Regions from separate parts of the Mus musculus genome. Here region 2 is linked to region 1. Evidence: chromatin loops called from intact Hi-C (ENCODE). Cell type or tissue: heart. All regions are shown on one strand.

The links. Hi-C counts contacts between places; a loop is a spot of excess contacts. Peaks named below come from ENCODE experiments on the same cell type or tissue, not always from the same donor. Only the 100,000 strongest peaks of a DNase experiment are listed, where the experiment ranks them.
Region 2: a loop joins it to region 1, with 3.0 times the contacts of the local background. A loop is called at or near these places in 17 of 42 quality-filtered maps.

What each region holds. Positions count from the first base shown.
Region 1 is chr11:3,531,608-3,539,607 of GRCm38, reverse strand. It overlaps Smtn (smoothelin), which reads left to right and starts at 316. Exons shown (of 20, transcript NM_001284427.1): 1 at 316-496; 2 at 2,172-2,285; 3 at 6,085-6,233; 4 at 6,754-6,847; 5 at 6,932-7,010; 6 at 7,100-7,197. The coding sequence starts at 2,235. Gm11946 (a long non-coding RNA gene) reads right to left here and starts at 6,830. Exons shown (of 6, transcript XR_001780145.2): 1 at 6,741-6,830; 2 at 2,998-6,156; 3 at 1-2,837. In heart, CTCF peaks have their summits at 417, 4,141, 5,167 (motif pointing left), 7,766 and 1 weaker place; DNase peaks (open chromatin) are centred at 287, 2,467, 3,767, 4,037 and 6 weaker places; H3K4me3 peaks cover 4,693 bases; H3K27ac peaks cover 4,420 bases.
Region 2 is chr11:3,644,808-3,652,807 of GRCm38, reverse strand. Morc2a (microrchidia 2A) reads right to left here and starts at 3,371. Exons shown (of 27, transcript NM_001159288.2): 1 at 2,662-3,371; 2 at 2,361-2,500. The coding sequence starts at 2,428. Tug1 (taurine upregulated gene 1) reads left to right here and starts at 3,994. Exons shown (of 4, transcript NR_002321.2): 1 at 3,994-4,055; 2 at 5,730-6,251; 3 at 7,285-8,000. In heart, a CTCF peak has its summit at 3,752; a DNase peak (open chromatin) is centred at 3,697; H3K4me3 peaks cover 3,397 bases; H3K27ac peaks cover 2,192 bases.

The DNA of each region.
Region 1 (8,000 bases):
GGTCTCAAGAACAAAAAGGAGGGCAGGGAGGGGCTGTCAGGACCGCTCAGGGCTTACAGGATCCCAAGATACTTATTTGCCCGGTTTGTGGCACATTCCGGACTTTGGCTTAGAGCCTGTATCCTGGTGAAGCCCACCCGAGGATGTCTAGGACCTCGCAACAGCAGTCCCCAAAACTACAATACCCAACATGCCTGTACAGTGAGGGGCTGGAGTCTTTTGGGGGCGGGTCCTAAAAAATTGAATTTTCCCAATGGGACCAGAGCAGGGGCGTGTCTCAACAGAGAATTGGCTGGGACAGCTTGGCAGGGCGGAGCCAGCCATCTGGCTGGCGCCGCGGGACAGGCGTCTGCAGCAGAGTCCAGGGTACGTTGCTGAACCGGCCTGGGCTCCTGGGCTGCGGCTCCTCCCGTCGGTCTGCCGGTCTCTACTGCATCTACCGGGTCCCGACCAAACTAACACGAAACTGCGCCGGAACGGCGGGCCGGACTGAGAGGTGGGTATGAGGATCTCGGGTCTACTCTAGGAGTCCGGATGAGTCCGGGGAAGGGGGTGTGAAACCTGGATGTCTGGACAGGGATTCTGAAACTCCCAGGTCCGGGAACCCTAGCCAAATCACGAGAACTCCAAAGACACATGGTTGAAGTTCTGAGACCCTGGGGAAAGAGTCTTGAAGAGACTCTATGGACTTGGAAGAGGCTTCTCGATCCCCAGAGACACTAATCTATAGGGAGCTGATACCTCGAGGAATCTTTCCCAGATCCTGACCCATCTCTCGCAGGGCCTTAACAATCCCCAGGACTGAAAACTCTGTAGCATGAAGCCATGAGAATGGTGGCAAGCAGTGGCAGGAATTTCTGAGCAGACAGTCCCGAGTATCACCTAGGTTTGGAACTAACAACACCCTTACCCAACATGAAGAAGCATAGCATGTCCACAATACTTAAGATTGGGCACTGGGGAGGGGTAGTTACCCCAGACAGAGTATCTAGACTAGGAGGTAAAGACTCTAGCAGTGCCTTCCAACTCCAACTAGTGCGCACTGGGACTCCCCCAGACCCATTCACCGGATGGGGTGACTCACACCAAGTGACTGTTGTAGAGAGGGAGTGGATGATTTCGGGATGAATCAATGGAGGTGGGGGGTCCAGAGGCCATTTCAGTCACCACATTAGCAAAACATCCAGGTGTGCTAGACCATGGAACCACAAATTCCAGAGACACTGGGGACTCCAGGAAGGAGTGATTTGGGCTAGAGACTGGCACCAGATTTAGGAATCCATTTTGACGGTCAGTGGTTGAACAAGAAACAAACAGCCTGGAGTCTTGGGCAGCATCTTGGAAGGGGACTTCAGAAGGCAGAAGTCACCAAGATTTGTGTTAGGTTCTTTCTGCCCTTTGAGTCTGAGTTTTTCTGACCCCCTGTGATGAATCTTTGACCATCTCCCATCCTCTCAGTTTGCCTGAAGTCCAGAGGTTGGGTGGGTCAGCTTCCCAAGGCCCTTCCAGTTGGAAAGTGAACTGTGAGTGAATTCTGAGTGTGTGAATGGACAGGGAGAGAGGGACACCTGGCTCCCCAAGGTCAGGTCTGCTGACATCAGGGAGGAAAGGAGTCAAAACTGAAGGCTGGCTCCAAGAACTGCCAGACACAGGTAGCTCCCATACCTGTGGGAATGACAGTCTTAGTAAGAATTGGATATGGGCTCAGCCCACAGCCAGACGCCCAGCTTGTGGAGGTGGGTGGAGGGGCAGGCTCGGTGGCCCCTAGAGGTGAGTGGGTATGGCAGGTAACTAGAGACTGGCGTGTACCCCCTGGTGGTAAGCATGGCTTGGTGGGCCTTGCTGAGTCCTCTTCTCCATCTAGGTACAGGCCCTTCTTGTGTGGGGCTTAGTCAGGATGTCAACTTAGACCACAGGGCAGACTGGCAGCCAAGCTGGTAAGGCTGAAACAGAAACACCTATTCTTGGTTTGGTGAGGTTTTTTTTTTTTTTTTTTCTTCAGCAAAATACCCTGGGGCAGAGGACAGTTCCCAGCCAGGAGCCACATGTCAGGGTAGGACAGGAAAGACATGAACGCTTATGGGCTAAAGAGGGCAACAGAGGCATAAACCCCAGGGGACCGAGATTTCTACAAAATCTTCAGCAACCTAACTCATGTCTGCCTTTTGCAGAATTCTGAGTGCCACCAGGACCTGGCGGGAGCTGACATACTGAAGGAATTAGGGGCCAGCAAGATGGCAGACGAGGCTTTAGCTGGGCTGGATGAAGGAGCCCTCCGAAAACTGGTAATAAGTAGCTCTATTACTGTACTGTGGGGTGGCCAACCCAGGGATGTAGGCCACTTCTTATGTACTTCTCAGTACATAAGGAGGGGGAGGGGTTTGGAGGAGAGGCTCAGGGAACAGCGCCAGGTTGGTTCCATTTGGCTGCTCCAGAGGCTCTTGTGGCATGTTCCTGTCCATGTCAGGTGCTGAGACCTGGTACCTACCCACCCCCAACTGTCATCTCTTGTTTAAACAGTAACTGCTGGGACTCACCCATGGGCTGCTATAGGTGTGGGAAGGCTGGATCTGCCTCTTCCTAGCAGCATGGGCACTGCCCACTCCTGTAGGCCTGCCCAGTGATAATGGGCAGCAATGAGTAACAAACCAGAGAACAACTGCTGGGTGCTGAGCACAGTATCTGACAGGTCACAGATGCAGCACCCGCATACTGCCCCTCTGTGTGGGGAAACCACATACCCAAACGCTCCAGGCTAAAAGCTTTATTAGGGTCCAAACTCCGGGGGTGGGGGGAAGTCTTGGGATACCCAGAGTCATGGGAAAGGCTAGAAGAACCTGTAGAGAGATAGAATGTGGGTCCTAATGGGTTCTGTGATGTCTTGTCTGTCATTTTCTACTTTAAGCTTTGGCTTCTTGTAAAAGAAAAGGGGTGGTGTGGGGGGTGTGATACAAAATATAGGTTGCCAGCGTTAGAAAGGGGTGAATTGGTATGGACCTGACTTTGGGATAGAGACTGGGTTGGTCCACTCCACTCAAGGTCTTCCTCCTCCCATACACAGAGGCAGTGGGCCAACACAGCAGAGCAGTAATATGCGTCCACCAGCAAGGCCCTGCTGTAGGCCGTGGGGAGAGGGGCCACAGCCCCACCAACCAGACCCTGCTCTCTGTCAAGGGCAAAAAATTATATAGACTTTACTTTCCTTACAAGTGACCCATACCACCACCAATCCTTTCCCCTAGAGGCAGAGGCTTGAGCCACTTGGTCTAATTGCCTTGACCTCTCCTATGAGGTTGGCCTGTGTGTCCTGGGGCAAGAACCTTAACCTCATCCTGCACCACTGCCAAGGGCAGCCACTCCAGGCTCTCTGCTGCCAGGAGATGGGATTGGGTCTCCAAAGATGCCCACCGGTCACCTTCGCCGTCCCTCAAGTCAGAGTCTTCATGTTTTCCATAGGAAAAGCCACGCTGAGTGTTCACGCACTCCCATCAGACCCCATTCATGCAAGGTTTGGAAGCTGGGAAACGTGCTGTTAGAGGAGAAACAGAAGCAGTAGTTGCCGGACGTGCTTCCTCCCAGCCCCGGGCCTGGGAGCAAAGGACAAGGGAGACCCAACCCTGTCTCGTCTCCACGGCCCCAGGCCCACTCCAGCCCCGGGCTTCACCGCGCCCGTGCGCGCCATTGCTGTGCCTGGAGCTGTGAGGGTCCCACCCTCCGGCTTCGTGGCAGGAACGGTCCCGGGCCCGGCTCCTCCCCGTGGGGCCCGGCCTTATATGGGAAAGCTGTGCCCAGCTGACTGGGGGAGCCGCAGTTGCTTCCGGTCCCGCTCCCGCACATTCCTGAGGACGGGGTGGTGGGCTGCACGGGACAGGGGCACCTAAGGACAGGCACGCTGCCTGTGCCCCCTGCCACGTGTTTGCACGTCTGCCACCTCCCGTCCGGGTGACCTAGGGAAGCAGCTTAGGTGCTGTGAACCTCCCTTCCTTTGCAGATGGGACGTTAAAGCCGGCGGTGGCGGAGGGTTTCCTGCCTGGCTCCTAGCTGGGACGCCCGGCTGGAGACTGGGTGGGTGGGGCGTGAGTGAGCCCTGTGCTGGTGGCTGCAGCCTGCGGGCTTTTAGCGCCCCCTGGCGAGGCATTTCCCCAATTGCTATCAACACAGGGGGCAGCTCTGGTCTGGGACTGAGGGAGGAACTACAGGAGAATCACTTTTTGTGCAGGAGGGAGAGCCTGAAACTAGGAACGTTGGGTTGAATAGATGCCCCCCAGCAGCCGGAGTAGAAAGCACCCGAGCCTCAGTCCCCTCCCCCTCCATCCTCCCACCGGAGGAGGAAGCACCCTCTTTCCTCCCAGGAGAATTTCACTAGGCAGTTTCGGAAACCATCCCCTTCCCCCTGGCGGACAATAGTTCTTTGTATTTCCTTCCCTCCCTCCCGCAGTCCCCTCCACACACAGTGGGGGTGACCGAGAGGGTGAGGAACTCTAGACACAGTAGAAACACTGTGGTCTGACCTTTGGTGTTTGAGAGGGCGTGGAACACAGGACACAGCAGGGACACTTGTCAGAGCTTTGCCCACAGTCCCAAAAGGAAGGATGCCAGGGAGTGGCCAGCAGAGTGAGGCCCAGCCACCCCCTTCCACTTAGAGAATTCATTAGGAGGATCCAAATTTCCAAATGGAGACACTGAGGTACCCAGGGGTTGTAGAAATGGCCAAGTTCCTATCTTGTATTTTTTTTCCTGGGGGTTGGAAATGAGGACCCATGAGACAAAGTCATTGTATCTCTGGATCTTGACCCTCCGGACCAGTCTGGACCAGCTGTCTCCTCAGGCCACCGATCTCCACATGTTCTGTGAGAAGTGAGCATAGATCTCTTGGTTGTAATAAGGTTTCCTTTGACTTTGACATTTCTAGAGCAGGCTAAAGGGGGCTCTGGTACAGGACCTCAAAGTTCCCCACCATGACAGAGAGCCCTCAACACCACAGCTATCTTGTCTCAGGCAAGCCATAAACAAGACACTCAATTCCCTCTTATCAGATAAAAATGATGTATCAAAGTAATGTATCAAGAGTAGGTCTGGATGGGACCATCAGTTAATTAAGAGCCTTAGCTCCTCTTCCGAAAGTCCCAGCACTTGGTAACTCTGGCTCCAGAGACCTGATGCCCTCTTCTGGCCTCCACAGTCACCCATGTGCACATGGCATCCACTCATACAGATACATGCAAACACATGAATAAAACTAAACCTTGAAGGGAGGACGGTAGAAGCTGGCTGAGATGGTGTGTCCGTCCCTTAACTCCAAGCATTTGGAAGGCAGAGGCAGGCAGGTCTCTGGGTTCTAGGCCAGCATGGTCTACAGAGCAAGTTCCAGAACAGCCTGGGCTACACAGAGAAACCCTGTCTCAAAAAACCAAGCAAGTGGCAAATGGGATTTAGTGCTGGGTCTGACACTTTGGGTCACTCACTAGGGGTCTAGCCCTTCCCACCCTAGGTCTTGACTTCTTCCATGGTGGCTAGGACTAGGCCATAGTCAGTAAAAGGGGAAAGGTAACTCACTGCCAAGCAGGGAGCTAGGCTACTGCCTCAGATTCCCTGTCTCACATCTTTCCCGGCAGGGCCCTGCTACTCTGACTAGGTAGATCACCTAGTCAGACTTCAGCTACCTGAATCACCCTTCTCGTTCCTTGGACTCTTGTCGGTAGCTCAGAGAAGAAGGGTGACTACACTCTTCCTGCTGTGGCTCCCTGGTCTAAAGGGTTAATGAAAGCCCCCGGAGAGCAGATGTCAAGTCCCACAAAGGAGTGCCTGGCTGCTTGGCACCTGGCTTGGGTCGGTGGCTACAGGCTGTGCACTCACAGAAGGGGGCCCTCGGCATCACACTGCACAGTGGGCTTCTCAGGATCTTTGGTGTCATGAGCGAGGTTGCCCCTAAAAACCCTGAGTGGGAGGCAGGCACGTGGAAGGCTTAGGGTAGAGAGACTGGAGACAAGCCATCCATTGTGCCCCTGGCAGAGCTGTGGGCAGTTGGTGCCAGTCCTTTGCCCCTGACAGAATGCCCACCCCTTACTCCCACCTACATTGCAGCTGGAGGTCACTGCAGATCTGGCAGAACGGCGGCGGATCCGCTCAGCCATCCGGGAGCTGCAGCGACAGGAGCTGGAACGAGAAGAGGAGGCTCTGGCGTCCAAACGTTTCCGTGCTGAGCGGCAAGACAACAAGGAGAACTGGCTACAGTGAGTGGCAGAGGGGGCTTGGGTTTTCGAGTGCAGATGTGCCAAGGATCAGCTCATACTGAGGCAGGTGTGTCTGTGAGCCGTGAGCATTGGAATGCACAGGGCTATGTGTGGGTAGGGAGCCAGTACCAGCTGTGGCTGTGCAGAGTGCGTAACTTGTGCCTGTGTCCAAGGATGTGTAGATGGATGGATGGATAGATGGATGCCAGGCATGTGTGGATGGATGCATGCATGCATGCATGCCAGGCATGTGTAGATGCAAGGATGGATGGATAGATGGATGAATGGATGGATGGATGGACGGATGCCAGGCATGCATGGATGGATGGATGGATGGATGGATGGATGGATGGATAGAGATATTGATATATATTGATATTGATGCTTGCTCAGAGGTTCTACATAGATAGCTCCATGTCTCTCTGCCAGTGTTCAGGCCTCAGACCCTGACCCTTTCCTTGAGCCCACATCCTCCAGACCCTGTCATTCAATGGTGGTCACACTCACTATGTCTCTGCAGCTCTCAACAGCGAGAAGCTGAACAGCAGGCCGCCCTCGCACGATTGGCAGGGAGACTGGAGTCCATGAATGATGTCGAGGAGTTGACCACACTGGTAAGGCTCAGGGCAGGCAAGGGATGGGTGAAGACCTACCTGGATTCCGGCATGCAACCCCTGTGGCCCTCCTGTCACCCACAGCTTCGGAGTGCCGGTGAATATGAGGAGCGCAAGCTGATCAGAGCTGCCATCCGCCGAGTGCGAGCTCAGGAGATTAAGGGTAGGTGCCTGCCCTCTGTAGACTCACCCTTGCCCTGCATCTCATATCTCACATCACTTCCTGACACTTGCCTTGCCCTGTCCTTCCAGCTGCCACCTTGGCTGGGAGACTGTGCAGTAGACTTCCCAGTAGTGGCCCCCGAGAGGACAGCAGGAGGCAGGCAGCACACACATTGGACCCTGGTAAGGTAAGGAGTATGGGCGTGAAGGGAGGACCACCCAGTGGCTGATGCCTCCTGATGCCAGTAATTCAGGGCATAGTACCTGTGTGCCTTTGCTCTGCCGTCATTTGACTGGGAGCTGGCCCCTGGCCAGTGTTTGAGGAAACCCCAGGGCTCATTTGTTATACTTAGGCAATTCCAGCTGTATGCCTTCCACTTCAGACCTTCAACTCTGGTTTTTCTCTCAAAGCTAGCCTTCAAGTTGTTGTTCCTTTGCCCATGCTATTCTCATGTTTACACTGGCGTCTCTTACCTCCACCCCTACCCCTACCCCTACCCGTACCCCTACCCCTACCCCCACCCCCCAGCCTGTGCTCAGCAGTCAGAAGGATCATCTCCTGGAAATGCAAATCTAGTCCTGGTACCGCCCTTGCTTAAACATATCCCATGCTGTCCTTACCTTCCAGACAGCTGCCATCCTTACCTTGGCTCTCCAGGGAGTGCCTGTCAGGCCCCTCTAAGTAGTGTTCAGTGTCCTCTCTATTCTTCAGATAGCATGAGACTTTAAGAACATACCATTTCCACGGATGGCCAGCAGAGTACGCTATCTGCCTAGTTCTGCACAACTGTACTGTCTGATTAGCTAGATTGAAGCTAGAGTTCCGGGTTGGAGGGTCCTTTAGGAATGGGAGTCCCCAGCAAATTTCCTGTTATGGCCAATCACTGGCATTAGACTCTGGTCCTTGTTAAACCACCTTTGGCACTGACCAGCCTTCCTTATGCAGGTGTGCCCGCGGGAAGCCATGCCCAGCCCCTCTGCTTTGCATGGC
Region 2 (8,000 bases), 110 kb before region 1:
TTTTTCTCTAAGAATGAACTTCCCATCAAGTCATAATGACAAAAACAACAACAACAAAAAAAACAAAAAAAAAAACAAAAAAAAAACTTAACAATGGCCCACACCAGAAATCCCAGCACTTAAGAGGTTGAGGGTATGAGGTTCAAAGCCAGCCTGGGCTACAGTTAAGCTCTGACTAAAAGAAAAACACCCTCATTGTGGTGTTGTACAGTTAGTGTTTTCTTCAAGTAAAACAAGACACATTCATAGTAGAAATATTTCAAAATTCAAATTTGTGGTCCAGGTAAGAAATTCCAAAATTTCCAAAATGATATGCCAATCCTTCTATGTTGAAGCAAGCACTAATTTCAATTCAACATGGATAAAATTCACAGAAAATTTTCCAACATCACTTTATTCAAGTAACTCAGTTTACTTCCTTGCTTTGGCAATGTTCATAAACTGTTAATAATGTGTACAATAACAAAGGGAGAAATTATACTTAGAAGTTTAATAAAATAAACCAAAATAATAAATCAGGAAGTTAAATTCTCTGCCTTACAGACAGAAAAACAAAACCTTCAAAGTAATGGTCAATAGTAGGTTAAAATTAAGCACTGTAGCCAAATGCTTCATACTGTCTTAAATCTGGATACCTTTAACTTGCCTCTCCAGCTGCCTCTCTGTAAGCCTTTAATTTCTTTGAGCCTCGGGTTTCTCAAATGCAAGACAAGAATAATTCTAAACCTATAGATTTGTCTTAGAAATTACTTTATATTTAAAACAGTAAGTAGTGGAAGCAATGAATTGCTGATATTACTGTTATTGCACAAAGTCTATAGTGATGCTGGAACAAGACAGATTTTTGAAGGCCAGTTCAGGGTCATCCAAGTTTCAGTATATTTATAATTCCAAATTTGCTCTGCCAGGTCAAAATTCAAATCTGACCCCTTTATAGAACACACGCAGCCATGAACATTTAAGTCTCTTCATCTGCTTATTCTTAATATGTAGCTCAAATATAAAGAATATCGAAAGTGTGGCCAAAGGCTGTGCTAGCATCTTTGATCAGTGACCTAGGTTCCAGATTCATAATCTGTATCCAAGGTAATCTCTGTGGTACCATCTCTCTCTGTGATCTACCTCAATTAAAAGAAAGGAAGGAAGAAACAAACAAACCAAAAACCTTCCTAAATAATGCAAAATTAAACCTCTTGGCATTGAACAAATCACTGCTCAGAAAAATTTACTATTCAAAAGTTTTTTTTAAGTATCATGGAATCACAAAAGACTAGAAAATTACTGTACTATTATGAGATACCTGAAGTCTATGGTCTCTACTCTGCAGATGTTTTTTCTAACTGGACCATTTATTCATCTAGGTTTTCTTTACCTCCTTATCCAAATACTCTAATACTTACCTTGAACCCAAAAGTAACAGGTGAACTGAAAGATTAGACTCCGACAAGATAACTTAATGAAGGGCTTGGTAGCATACACCTATAATCCCAGCATTTAGGAGGTGAATGGAAAGATTAGATTTTGGCAAGATAACCTAATGAAGGGCTTGGTGGCACACACCTATAATTCTAGCACTTAGGAGGCAGAGGCAGGCAGATCTCTGAGTTCCAGACTAGCCTGGTCTGGTTCAGGCCTGGCTGGGCTAGGTAGAAAGACCCTGTTTCCAAACTAATTAACTAAACAAATACACAAACCCTAAAATATTCCATACCAAATGGTAATGATGTTAATCTCTTCACTTACTCAAGACCATGAACACAGCATCCTTCTGTGATTTCACATACTTTGGAAAAAGACTACCTAAATCAAGGCCTTTAAAGAAACTTCCACTCTTCCTTAGCATATATAAACTACATTGGATTTACAGCCAATTTGCCAAAATGACAAAACCAATTGTTTGCTGAAAATTAACAAATGCTTTCTTCTTCCAAGTTGGTCATTTTTGTCATCATCATCTTGTGGTTGTTGCTGTTGTTAGAAACACTTGTTATAAACCCAATTGTCTAGGATGTTACTAAAGATGTGCAACAGTTGATACTAGATGGTCCAAATTTTGATGATCCAAAGAGCAGTTTTGCTGGATTCCTATTAAACACTTGGATGAAACAACTCAATATGATATAAAGTTTGTATTTTGAAATTTTTGATCCAGTAAGTGAAATCATTTTCTTCTAGATTACCAACAAATAATTCACTGATCTCAGTTCTTCAATACAGAGCTCAAGACATCCAGTGATACATCTTACTCCAATGACACAAGCCAAAGAATAAAAAAGCAAAATTTTCTGGAGAAAGGATTTCCATATTAACATCAAGGAGGAGTTACTGGTTACCTCAGTGGCACCTAACAAGATACTTACGAATTTGTGTGGAGATATTCAAAGGTTAGTTGAGCTCGGTTGAGACTGCTGTAATTGGTGAAGGCCATGACAGCAATGAGTCTTCAGTCTTTGCCGGTTAACAGGAAAGTACATATAGTGAAATCGATTTCCCCAGGATTCTGATCAGTAAAGGGTAAATTTGTGCTTCTTAGTGACACATAAAAAAAAAATTTCCCTAGTATCTATTCAAAATACAGGCAGATATTTAAAACTGCGAGTGATTTAAGTATTTCAATGACTCTGATGTAATACTTTGGAAAGAACTATATTCGAAACCTACTGTCCTTAAGTGCTCCGGGGGGTCAAGCTTTCTTCACACAATTCCGACGCACATCAAAAGTGAACGGTTCTGAATGGTCTTCAAACTTGGAGGTTTACAGCTTCAACTTCACGTTCAAGTCCTTTTCTGTTCTCCTAAATTCAGGAAATTGACCTACTTCTGACGGTTCACCTACTTCATTACCACCGAAGACTTTGTCACCACCGAAGACACCAGGCTCCTCAAAAGAGTGCTCTACTGGACAGTGCAGTGGAGTGGAGGCTACTTCTGGCTTCACCGCTTTCCAACAGAAAGGTCCTTGGTGCTGACTGACAGATTTCTTTTCCCAAACCCCGCCCAAACACAGCTTGCTATTATGCCACAATCACCACAGGTTGTGGGTGAAATTACTCACAGTGGCCCACAGAAACACCTCACAACCTACCCTCCCGAATCACCTCAGGTGCGCCCTTCCCCCACACCCTTCAGAAGATGGCCTCGGGCCCTCGGGCCTTCCCAGGCCTGGGTCCTGTGGCCACCTCCTCGCTACCGACAGACAGGAGTTAGTCCCAGAGCCTGGGAGAACAGAGGAAAGTGGCGAGTGCACCACCAGATCCGATCGGGCGTTGCCTGCAGCTCGCAGATGCCTTTGTCCCTCCCCGTGGAATTGGAACTCAACCACCGCAGCGCGCTCTTGGAACCATGTGCTGCCTCCGCTGCCGCTGCCGCCGCCGCCGCCGCCGCCCGCCCGCGCCGCGACACGACACGACACGCCGCGCCTCAACAGACGATGACAGGCTGGGCGTCACGAGATTCAGCGTTCAGTACGGCTTTGCGGCCGGTGCTGCCCGCGCCACCGCTACCTCAGCCACCGCTTTGTCTCCGTAAGCGCACGCAGCGCGAATCACCTCGCTCACTCCCGACGGCCCGGCCGCCGAGGCCTCCAGCGCACCTTCGGCCAATCACAGAGCTCGAAGTCTTCCCGCCCCCGCCCTGAGACTCCACCTTCTGATTGGCGAGCGACGTCGGTCCACGTGACCGGATCTTGTTTGGCCGGTCCGCCCCCATCACGTGAGGGCGCGCGCCTCTCTTCCTGCTTTCCTGACCCCTCTCGGCCATTTAAAGGAACAGTACCGGGGGCGGGCCGAGAGACGCAGCCGGGACGGTAGCTGCAGAGCAGAGCGGAGGAGCCATCTTGTCTTGTCGCCGGGGAGTCAGGCCCCTAACTCGAAGAAGCCCTGGCGCGCCCTCCCCCCCTCCCCGGTCTGGTAGGGCGAAGGAGCGGGCGTGCGGTCGATCGAGCGATCGGTTGGCGGCTCTTTCTCCTGCTCTGGCATCCAGCTCTTGGGGCGCAGGCCCGGCCGCCGCGGCGCGCGCCCGGTGGCCGTTGGCGCTCGCGCCGCGTCTTTCTTCTCGTACGCAGAACTCGGGCGGCGGCCTATGCTTTTGCGATCCGACGAGGGGTCGTCCGGGTGGTTGGCGGCGGCGGGCAACTCCGCCCCGCTCCCGGGGAGGCGGCGGGGGAAGCTGGGGTGGCCGGGGCTGGCCTGGAGGCCTGGCGCCACCCCTCGGGGCCTGCTAGGACCCAGTTGGAGGGTCAAGAGGGAGCTGGAGGATGGTTGGTGGTGGGCTTCCTCCTTTGCCTTTTCCTACTTATGCCACCTTAGTGGGGAGCGAGAGCGCTGGCGGCAGCTCCGGGGTGGGGATTCGAGCTCCGGAGTCGGAAGATCTGGGTTTGCTTCCGGGCCTAGCCACTCGCTGGCCGAGTGACCTTAGGCAAGTCACTCTGTAATCTGTCTGCGCCTCAGTTTCCTCCTCTGCCTATCAGTGTGTGTATGGAATTGGAAGCTCTCTTCAAAAGTGTCGGTTTACAGAAAGATGATTATTGTTTTTTTTTCCTTTGAGTTGCAAGAAGTCATAACAATTGCTCATTCCCTGAAATTAAATTCGGGAACCTTTTATTGGAGTTGGAGATGGGAAGGTTCCCTGAACTTCTTCTGTACAGAAACACGTGGGAAAGTGTTTTCTAGGGGGATGAGTAGATCCTTCAGTAGCGAGTTTTCAAAGGGGGCTATGACCCAGAAGAGTTTAGAACAGTTTTTGCCACCGGGAGGAAACTGAGGCCTACATGTCATCTGGGACCCTTCACAACCAATATGAAGCCCCCATTTGAGTCCCTGGTATATGTGAGCTGCTTCTTACTGCATAATGGCTGTTTCAGGTACCATCACTTCACTGCTTGGCTTTTAGTCAAAGCCCTTTCCTTTCACCATAGGGTGCCTGAAGGGTGGCTGATGCCTATGGTACAATGGCACCCACTAGAAAGCAGCTACAATTAGGAGTGAATGTGTCCTCGAGTAACAAGAAGTGTAATCTCTGGCCCAGCGATTGTTTTCTGCTGCTCGTACTGGTGCCTGACTACTTTTCTCTCGTTAACTATTTTTTTACAACCATGATTGACACCCATTATTTGCTCCTATTTTATATCCCTGGTTTTCGTGGTTGATAGTGAACAGGATTATTTTTAAATGGTGCTGCCAAAACCAGTTAATAGTGCACATGGATTTTTAGCAAGAGGGCTACTTGGAACAGACTGAACCAGGCGTTGGATTCCTGAAAATGTTTGGGGTTTTTTTTTTTTTTTTTTTTTTTTTTTTTTTGGGGGGGTTTTTTGTTTTGTTTTTTAAATTGAAGGCTAAAGTTTTTGAAAAAACTTTGTTGGACTCTGGCTGGGACACAAAATCAGATATTTGGAATCATTTTGAAGCTTAACTTTTTCCTAACCAGCCTTGTATTCTAATTGCTTGCAAATGTGAGACTGAATGGCCAAAATGCCGTTTGTTTGTTTGTTTATTGTCAGCTGCTTTTATCAAATTCCAGGCCATTATCCAGCAAACACTATTAAAATGTTTGAACAGTTGGGTTTCAAACATTTTTGTTTTGTGGAGTGGTGCTTATTAAGTGGTACAGCTCTCTAAGCAAGTGAACACAAACATATTTAAGTGTATTTTGTATGATTAGATGTTACCAATTCTGATATTTTATTCAAATGTCTAAAAAAATAAGTTGACTTATTCCCTTTACCAAAGGGCCAGAGACAAATGGTTTCCTTTCAAGAGAAATGACTGTTTTGAAGAAAAACTCTGTTGGTCTTAGCTCTTTTGTAATTAAATCTGGATGTACCTCAAAAGACTCTTTAAGACTGTGGTGTTAAAAGGCTTTCCTCTGGAGAAGGAGAAAAAATAAAATCAACTGGAACTTAAAAGCTTGAAATTCCATGACAAAACACAGATGTCCAGGATTGGAGGTTCATAAAGTACATGCAGTAGTTGGAGTGGATTCCATTTTCAGTGTAGCTGCCACCATGGACTCCAGGCTCCCAGATTTTCAAGAACTGGACCTGTGACCCAGAAGAGCTTGTCAAGATATGACAGGAACTCTGGAGGTGGACGTTTTGTATTCAATTTTGGAACTGTTGATCTTGCCGTGAGAAAAGAGAGACACGACTCACCAAGCACTGCCACCAGCACTGTCACTGGGAACTTGAAGATCCAAGTTTCTGTCCAGAACCTCAGTGCAAACTGACAACACTCCATCCAAAGTGAACTACGGTACTTGCCATTTTCCAAAATGCCTTTTCATTTCTGCACTTTTGCTATTCATACTCTCTACCCTGGAAATGCACTTCTGTGATTCTTCACCTGGCAGATCTCTGCAATTTCATAAAACTAAGATGCTCTCTAACCCTGTAACTCTCTTAATATTAAAAAGAACATCTTTAGGATAACTTTAATCTCTTATATGCAGAGTCTGGTTCATCACATGCATTTGGTTATTTGTTTGTTTGTTTTCCATATAGCAAACACTGAAAGAGTCTTGGTTTTATGTATCTTTGCCCAAAAATACCATCATTTCTAGTGAAGCCTTTTGAAAAGCAGGGACCCTTAATCCTCAGTGTATGTATAATTGCTACATTATAATTAACATTACTCTAGATATATGAGTTGATTAGATTTCATGTTTTCTTAATCCTAGATTTAAAAAAAAAAAAAAAAAACTAGGAAACCGTATGACCTAAAAAGAAACTGAATCAAATTGTTATAGTTGAGAATGGGGACCAACCAAGGCAATATACTGTCTTGCTCAAAATAGAACTTGTTAATGTAAAAGTTAGGGCAGTGTTTAAAGGACAAGAGCATTAAGATGGCACCAGGAAAGTTAAAGGAAAAATTAATATATTACCTAGATATCATTTTTTTGTGTGTGTGCCAATTGTGAAAACTTTTCCTCCCTACCAACTATAATGTCCAACCTAATAGTTGTAGGACTAGAAACCCCCATTATGATATATATATATGAGCACACATTAATGCCCCGGTGTAGCACTCTTAAGGCATTTTCTATTTGTTGCATCCCTGAGACAGTTAACTTTGCCAGGGAACTTTTTGCATTTGTTCATCCAGCTTTTACTCTTTTGCAAATCCTCTCTTTTAGCAATTTCTCTTATCACCATCTAAGCCAGGCTTGTGAATACCTATCACACAGTAGATATGCTGACAGCAGACCCCCATCCCAGTGTTAGACTCCTCTGTTTATAATTCCATGTGTTTGTTACCTTACCTGTTTTTTCCCTGCCCCTTCTAGTCCCGTGCCTCCTGATTGCTGAATGTTCACCTGGACCTGCCAATGACCTTCCTTCTGCTACTCCATCAGCCTACAGACCTGGTACTTGGATTTTTGTCCATGGTGATTCCTTCCACCTTACTACTGAAGAAGACACCATTCCAGTGGACCACTGTGACCCAAGAAGCATTCAGCCATCATGATGTGGCCTTTACCTCCACTCCTGTCCTACTCTGCCCAGATTCAGCACAGCCCTTTATAGTGCAGTCAAGAGTCTTCAAGCCAAATAACTGAAGCTATTTTATCACAACAAAGGCCAGGTTTATTCCATAAATGTACAGTTCATTTCTGCAGTTTATTCTTCAGAGACACATAGTAAATTTGGACCAGGGGATTTTGTTTTGTTTATATTGTCAACACTGTCTGAAGAAAGGCATCTCTGAGAACAGCATTGGACCCTACTCCACAATCTCAAATGATTGAAGTTTCATAAACTGCCTAGGATCCTGTCAAGGCCACTGGACTCTTGTTCTTTTCCTACTTCAAAATCTGTAGCTGTCTACTAAATGACAAAGCAGATATTCTGACCCATTGGGATCAAAACCAAGGCATTTTGAATTCCTCATAGTATCATCTTCGGGTTACTCAGGAACCAAAACTTTTCACACCAATTTAAGAAATTCTACTGAGGAATCCCTTTACCTAACCATCTCACAAGGCTTCAACCAGATTCCTGA